2 separate regions of the Homo sapiens genome follow, and region 2 is linked to region 1. A link is a loop called in an ENCODE intact Hi-C map of the cell type or tissue named here. Cell type or tissue: sigmoid colon. All regions are shown on one strand.

The links. A loop is a pair of places that touch in the nucleus more often than their neighbours do. Peaks named below come from ENCODE experiments on the same cell type or tissue, not always from the same donor. Only the 100,000 strongest peaks of a DNase experiment are listed, where the experiment ranks them.
Region 2: it touches region 1 in a loop (2.7-fold over the local background); 1 of 110 quality-filtered maps calls a loop at or near these places.

What each region holds. Positions count from the first base shown.
Region 1 is chr2:102,837,951-102,841,950 of GRCh38, forward strand. It overlaps a transcript of TMEM182 not described here. Among named protein-coding and RNA genes, the nearest start is that of LINC01796, 56 kb to the right of the region's middle. RefSeq lists an enhancer at 3,341-3,390. In sigmoid colon, CTCF peaks have their summits at 2,147 (motif pointing right) and 3,473 (motif pointing right); a DNase peak (open chromatin) is centred at 3,481.
Region 2 is chr2:102,926,192-102,930,191 of GRCh38, forward strand. No RefSeq gene overlaps it. Among named protein-coding and RNA genes, the nearest start is that of LINC01796, 32 kb to the left of the region's middle. In sigmoid colon, no CTCF peak of the experiment used is centred here; a DNase peak (open chromatin) is centred at 1,990.

The DNA of each region.
Region 1 (4,000 bases):
TTACTGAGAATTTCAAGACGGCGGCAGCAAAGCACTAAACAAAGTGCAGGGCCCTTCTCAGCGCCAGGCCCTGTGTGACTGCCCAAGGTAACCCTACCCCGGAAGCTGGCCCTGCCCCAGCATCAGTGGATGATTGTTTATAAATTCATGAAGTCTTATTCCCTTTTTCTTGATAAACCTAATTCTCTAATGCTGCACGGAAGTAGGTTTTGTAAGTCTTCAATTTCAAAACAGGAAACTGTGAAGCTCCATTATTACTTTTGAGGGATAGCTATGTTGTTAACTTAAGGTCTAACTTAGTTGATTCTAGAAGTTGTGATTTTGGTTTCCCTAGCTTCACTGCTTGGTGCAGTGGACTACTGAGATGGCTACATATTGTTCCTCCTCTTAAGGGCTCCTATTTTCACAATGTGTGTAGCACATAACTAAATGAGTGTAATGCAATGTCATGTGTATAGAATGCATGCATAAAATGGTACCGATGTGAAGAGGGGGAAGGGCTGAAAATTCAGCTGCAGGTGGTCAGGGAAGGCTCTTCAGAGGGCTCCAGGATGGAAGGACCTAGGCACTGCCTCCATCTGTCCTCTCTGCCTCTTGGTAATTCGCAGTGTGCATTGGCTATTTTCCTAATGGGGTGCCCCTTTCATTTGTCAGTAGTAACAACCTGAAGAATCAAAATCCTGAAAACACTTGGGGCAAATGTTGAAGTGGACAACAGGGGCTGGACGACCATTTTAAAAGTAGAAATCAGTTCAGACGTGTGTTCTGGGGTTCTGTGGGGTAATTGGTGGAATGGCCTGTGGTGAAATGAATGTAGAAGGTTTGAGTCCATAAAGTCTCACAGATGTTTAGGCAGAGAGACCATGAGACCTCAACCAAGCCATTGGCAGAGGAAGGATGGCAAGAGAATGAATTTGAGATACACTGTCGCTGTGAAAAATAAAGGAATGAGAGAGAAGTCAAGGATGGTTAAAAAACTGCCATCTTCGCCAAGGTTGTACAGAGTCCTGTATTTCATCTGAGTGAATACCATGCATTCATGATTAGTAATACCCCATATAGCATCAAGACACTAGTAGTAATTGTGCTTGTGTGTTTGTTTCTGATAAAGAGGTTCTCAATTGATTTTTATTTGTTTGTCTTGCTGCCTTCTGCATGAGCACTAGGTGACCAGGATTCTTCTTTTTGCCTTTGTAATTATGTTTGTTTCACATGGCATAAACAGTGGGTACTAAATACCTGCCATTTTTTTCTGACTGATGAGGATCCCACAGATCACATCAAAGCTGTCTAAGTGGCTACTTGGACTTCCTCAATGGACTGAAATGCTTGGAAAAGAAGGAGATAGAGCAATTTGCACATCTGGATTAGCGCTGATTTCCGATTTCTTTGCTTTTAGTGGCTTCACATCATACCTATTGTGAAGGTCTAAACCATTTAGTTTTAATTGACAAATAATAATTATATATATTTATGGAGTACATTGTGATGTTTTGCTATATATATATATATATATATATAATATATACACACAAAAATAATTCCTGTCTATATAGTGGAATTATTAAATCAAGGTGCTAAAAGAGTAGATTTTAAAGATCTAAACTTTAGATCCCAGCACCTATCCTAAATTTTCAAAATTGGTCTTTTTTGTTTGGAGCATAAAAACAAGAGTGTAGGTATTACATATGACCAACATGACTTTTTAGGTAAAAATTGAAATACCACAAAACTCAAATGCAATGTAGCTCTAGTTGCTAGCCACACTGTGAAACTAGTCCTCTGTGAGAAGAGTGCAGAAATACGTGTTTGTTATCCACCTGATGAATTGCCAAGGTGGTGCTATCACTCTCAGCGTGCGACTTCTGAAGTCAGAAGCCCAGCAATTCTACAAGGGAAGCACAGAAGGTTAGAGGATCCCTGATTGATTTTCTGGCAGCCAATACAGGAGAATGAGTCATAAGGTTATAATAGGCAAAAGACATATTCTCAGGGATGCTGCAAACTTTGGGAGTGTAGAATTGTTTTGAGAAAAAGCAGCAACAAAGCATGGGATTTGCATCTGTTCTTAGTGAGAAGTAGCTCTGAGTGCCTCACGGGGAGAAGAAACCAACATCCCCCAAATCCTAAAAATAGAGGCTGCAACTTTTACATCTGCCACTAGAGGGCGCATTTCATCTATAAAGAAATCTTTCCATTGAAAACCCAGGAACTTTCCAAAAGGCTTTTGAGCACATCTCGAAGGGTGGAGGCCTTGGGGAGGGATGAGGGAGTGGGAGGTGGAGGGGCAAAAGGGAATATGAGATAGAGAGTTATTGACTTGCTTAACTCTGGGAAAAGGTGTGTGCCTAAGTGCGAAATCGCCATATATTGTGGATGCTGCATTTTCCTGATTGTTGTAACCTGGGTACCTGCAGCACATATTCCAGGAAAAAAGTAGACTCCGTCTTCGCATATAACTCTTCTACAGAGGAATCTAGACTTGGTGAATGCACCATTGTTCTCCGAAGGGCCCCTCCACCTAAAACGGGGCAGGAACCAATGTAAACACCGGCGTTAGTGGGTCAGGTAAGTGATCCTGAGGCATAGGGGGTGAGGTAGCGTGAGTTAGCATCAGGCTCATATAGAGGACGCAATAAAGAGCCAAGGAATTAAAACAAAAATGAGGAAGGCCGATTAAAAAAGAACATTTGACAGACAATGTATAACTCCAGCTCCTTTCACAGAAAGCAAAATATTCCCAGAAAGCATAGAATTCCCTGAGATAGGGGGAGTTAGAACTCGAATAAGAGTTCTGATTTTAGGCATTCTCTGTTGGTAATCCTTCAATTTTTATAACATTTTCTAGATCTGCCACTGCATGAACTACATAACTGACAAATCTTCAATTCACATTATATTTAAGTGGTTTCCCCATCACTTCTCACAGTTAAAAATACATTACATAAATTACTATCCTGCCTAGTGAAATATGCAACGACTCTGTTGTCTGCCGTTTATTTCTAAAACATTTTGGCACTTTCTGCGGAAGTCGTCTTCTTCTCAGTGATGCCAGGGGACTTTTTTTTTCAGTGTTACTTTGTTCCTAAGTGCAGGATCACAGAGATCCATGGGGAAACAAATAGTGGCATCAAGAGTGGCCTGTGGTGGAGGAACTAACAGCTGCAGGCGGAGGCGGATCGGGGAGCTGGAGTGGAAAGAGGGCAACTGAGGCGATGTCTGTGTCCTCTGCACGTGACAGTCCCACGGAGCTCTACTGATCTGGGGCCAGGCTGGGACTCCGGCCCAACTCCGAGGGGCACCAGGGTCTGGGTATTAATCGTGTGGCAGAGCTCCAGTCTCCATGTGATACACCAACCGTGCAGAAGCGTCCCCTGCAGAAGCACAGGGGACAGCCAAAGCTCTATGGCCCTGCAAACCCCTCAGCATGGCCCTGTGAGTATCCTGCAGAGGACCCGGGCCTGAGCAGTTCCTTCTTCCCAGCAGGTGTCACTGTGGAGTCATTAAAACCGGGAGAAGAGAAGAACTGTGCTTTGGCAAGCCGAGCCCCAGTAAAGGTTCTTGAACCAAAACTGCAGACAGGCTCCGCAGCAATGACACGCAGCAGCTTTAAAAACTCCCTCCACCACTGAGTCCAATGCTGTGAGCATGCGGTGTCTGTTGTCTTTGAACTAAGTTCACCAGATCTTCCAAGTTTTAAAATGGGAGCTAAAGCAGAACAATTATCCATATGGACGTTAAAGGGATAGATAGCTCCATTTCAAGGTGGCAATAGCTATATCAATTTTTGTCCTATTTTCTGACTGTTTGGACAGGTAGTTTTGTTCGTTTGTTTTTTCATTGTGGGAGGTAACTTGATGGCATGGAAAGAATGCAGAATCTGAAAATCCGGATTCAGATTCTTGCTTCCATCTCGCTATGTGTATGTTACTTTGGACAATTTACATAATTTAGAGCTCTGAGACTCCATTCCATGACAGGGTAATTGCGAAGGTTAAAT
Region 2 (4,000 bases), 88 kb after region 1:
TGACATTCCATCATATTTGCTGTATTCTGTTAGAAGCAAATCAGTGTCTTTCTCATTGTCAAGGGTGGCAGATCACAAGGCCTGACACCTGGCTGGTGGGAATCATTGGCAGCCACATTCATAGGTACCTACCCTATGCATAAAGGCACAAAGACGAGCACTTAGAAAACCCATCTGTAATCTTATCACCCAAGGAGAGTTATAGTTAAATTTTTAGTACATGCACATACAGATATTTATCAATACATTGAAATCCATTTGTATCATTTTCCTCAAAGAATTAGTTCATACCATATGCAACTTTCTGAAACCCCTCACTTAATAATGGGCTATACAGTAAAACAAAAAGCTTTTCATAAATCAACTAATGCATATTTATTTTGAAAACAAAAGCAAAATCCAATTGATCTATAACCTCACTACTTGGACATAACTACTATTGGCCTTTTATAGTACTTTCATCTCTTTTTTCATGTTTATCTGTCTATAAATACAAACACCTAAACACAAATGTTATCTACTATCATGCCCTTGGTAACCTGGGTTCTTATGTTGCTCTCAAAGAAAGCTGTGGTTAGCAGCACTCACTGTGGAAGGACATCCAATCTCTGCAGAAAACAATTTATATTTATTGTTAATATCATAGTTGTTACACATTGAAGAGCTTGACTAAACTGCCATTTTACATTTTGTCAATATCTTATTTTGAGGTGCAGTATTAAATATATTTGATAGTTAAAGTTAAGGAAAATACAAATTTATTGTTCAAACAGAAAATACCAATATTTCAACAACAGTGATTCAGATAATGTTCCATTATGCTTAAAAAGTTAAAAAAGGAGACAACTCAAAAATAAAAACACAAATACAACTAAGTGTAGAAATAAATGCGAAATTAGCACTTTTGTTTCTGCAAGATATCTTGTGTCACACTAATTTGTTAAATGCAAGTTTATCGATTGGTGGTTTTGTTCGTGCCTGAGTCAAGTTGAATAAAGGTACAGGAGGTTGTGAGTATAGAGTTTAGATGTAGTTAAATCTTTGTATTATTTAAATGACTTTGTAATAAAAAATAATAATGATTGGCTATCCATGAGAATTTTTCCCTTTAAGGAATTGTGAATTCATTACCAACATGCCCATTTTATTGCTAATATTAGGCTCGTATTTTGGACAGTTTCTGCCTTTGCATATAACATCTCTCTCTTCATTACCATTGCCCACAAAATCTTAATACTTACTTTCTTCTTTATTTTTGTCTTGAAAAATCTATAAGCTTTGTTAAGATTGCACTGGCTAATGATATTTGCTCCCCTTTCCTGATAATTGAAACTATATATGTAATATACATGCATGATCAATCTACTAAGAACTACTATTCCAAAGTCCCCGGTCTAATGAAACACACATTCTAGAAGGGGAGATTGTGTGTGTGTATTTTCCTTTGTGAGTATATATGTGTGGGTTTTGAGTATTGCTAAAGTGTATTAAAGTGTTAGGTAATGATAAATTCAATGAAGAAAAATAAAGCAAGCGACACAGCTAATCCAGTGAGGTTTGACTATTCCTTATCTGACCCCAGGTCCCCAGGATGGACAGCCATCCTGTTTGGTAAGGAGTCAGAGGCAGCTATACTCAGTATGCTCTCAGTTCTCAAACCTGGCTGCACACTGAAAACACATGGAGGGCTTTAAAAACACTGTGCTTGCATAGACAGAAAGATGGACACAGTAAACGTTGGGCACTCCAAAAGGGAGGAGGAAGGGAGGGGCTAGTGTTGAAAAACAATGGGTACTATGTTCACTATTTGGATGATGTGTTCCCTGAAGCCCAAACTCTAGCATCAGCCACTATACCCATGTAGCAAACTTGCGCATGTACCGCTGAATCCAAAATACAATCCAATAAAATAAAATAATAAAAATGCTGTGCCTGGATCCTGTCTCCAGAGGTTCTGTTGTGATTGGCCTCGGGTGTTCTGGCCTGAGCAGTGGGATTTTTAACAGCTCCTTTGCCAATTCCAAGAAGTCAGACTCCTAAAGTCTGAAGCTCTCCAGATGACGGCATTTGTAAATTGGCTTTTAGTGTAGATGGATGGTGCCAATCTCCTGCTTACAGCTCTCCAGTGGCTCATCAAGGCCCATGGTGGTGTTTCTCAACCCTGCCTGATAGCAAAAATCACCTGGGGTGCTTGTTAAATGTCCAGATCTTTAGAATCTCTTCCCTATCTACTAAATCAGAGTCTCCAGGAACAGAGTCAGTGGGTCATCTCAGCTCTTCTTAACAAGCAACCTGGTTGATAACATCTGGCAAATTTTAACAGCCTTCTCAAAATTATTGCCTGAATTCCTTCCATGGCATTCAAGGCCTATGAATCCAGCTTCAAATGTCATCCTTTAAGCTATGCCAGACTGATTACTATTTACAGATTGCAATGCACTCTTATAATCTCCTGGTTAGAAACTTTTGCCAAAAACACTTTGTCAGTTCGGTGTTTACAATTTGTAGCAAGTGGCAGAGGGATTTTTTGGTAAAAGGGAAGAGGCTATTTTGGAATACATACTGGGTCTCTCACAGAGAATTCATGAAGAGAATGGTTTATCAGCCAACAGTGGGTTTGTTCATAGCACTGTGCAATATTTTGTGCCTATCTCTTTTTACTCATGAGGAGCTTTGCTCCCACTAGGCTGCTGAAGCTTTTTCTTATCATCTTTTGATGATCTAAGGGACCTCGTTTGTAATGACAGAATACTAAGTTTAGATGTATTTAGTTTCATAATTTGAAAAGTATTTTTTTAAACCATGGAAGCTCATTTGTTTTTCCATTACCCAAGTAGATTGGAAAACAAGGGCCCATCATCATTTAATGGAGAATCTGAGGCCAACAAAACCCAGAGAACTTAAGAGGATTATACCAGGTTGCACAGCTGGCCAGCAGCTGAGTAGAGTCTAGATTTCTGTACATTCTCATTCCCTAGTTTTTCTACCTCGTTGAGAATTGATTCTCTCCCTTTGTACCATTTATAAATGATTCCCACTATTTACCTGATGGTCTTTACTTGGTGTACAGCTCATGAATGCTATTTTCCTCTTAAAACTTAAAATAGGCTGCTAAGGTTAGATGGTAATGGTGTCCTTTTTAATAATAAATTAATGTGGGTATTACTTTATCATACTTAATTAGAAATCATGAGATTATTTTGGAAATTTGTGGATTATAGAGCAAAGTAGAAGGTTTACATCTAGGGAAGAAAGAGATGAAGTGTTTATTTTGTTTTTCTTAGATAAATACTTCATGTAGGTCTGAATGGTCAGATGGGATGTATAATTCAGCTTGCTGTGGGAGATGATGGAAACTTTTCACTCTGAGGCAGTAGGGAAGATCACTGTGGCTGCAGGACCTTGTAGGAGAGGGAAAGAGATAGTGTGGTAATGCCAAAGAAAACCAGACCTTTCAAGAGATTTTTTTTCCACTGAATTGCTTTTATTATTTTATCATAAGATTTGGGTTTTTTCCTTTTTTTTCCACCCAGCTAGAAGTGGATGCATGCAAGAGGTGTGAGAGAAGAGTCAAGCAGAATTCTGTAAAGTGGGCTGTTGACTTGGTTTTATCCTTTTTGGGGCAGAGGTTTGAACTCATCAGCCACAGTCAGGATTTAACTTGTTTAGGCATCAGAGTAACAGCTCTTAGCAGGAGGTTCCTCCCCCCTTCTGCCTAGAACGCTCACCACTGTGTGTGTGTGCCTCCTCATTTTCCTCCCTCAGGTCTGAGCTTACGCTCACTTGCTCTGAGAGTCCTGGCTGTGCTTGCAACTGTGTCCCTGTTCCTGGGCCTTATAACCCCCTGCTCTTTCTCTTTGTGCCACTCAGCCCTATTTGTAGCTAAGTAATTATTTGATAATTTTATGTCTTTCCTGGTAGACTTCCAGTCCACAAGAATATGGATCGTATCATTTCCCTCCAGTATTGTATTTTCAGTGTCTAGAGCAACAGCAATTAT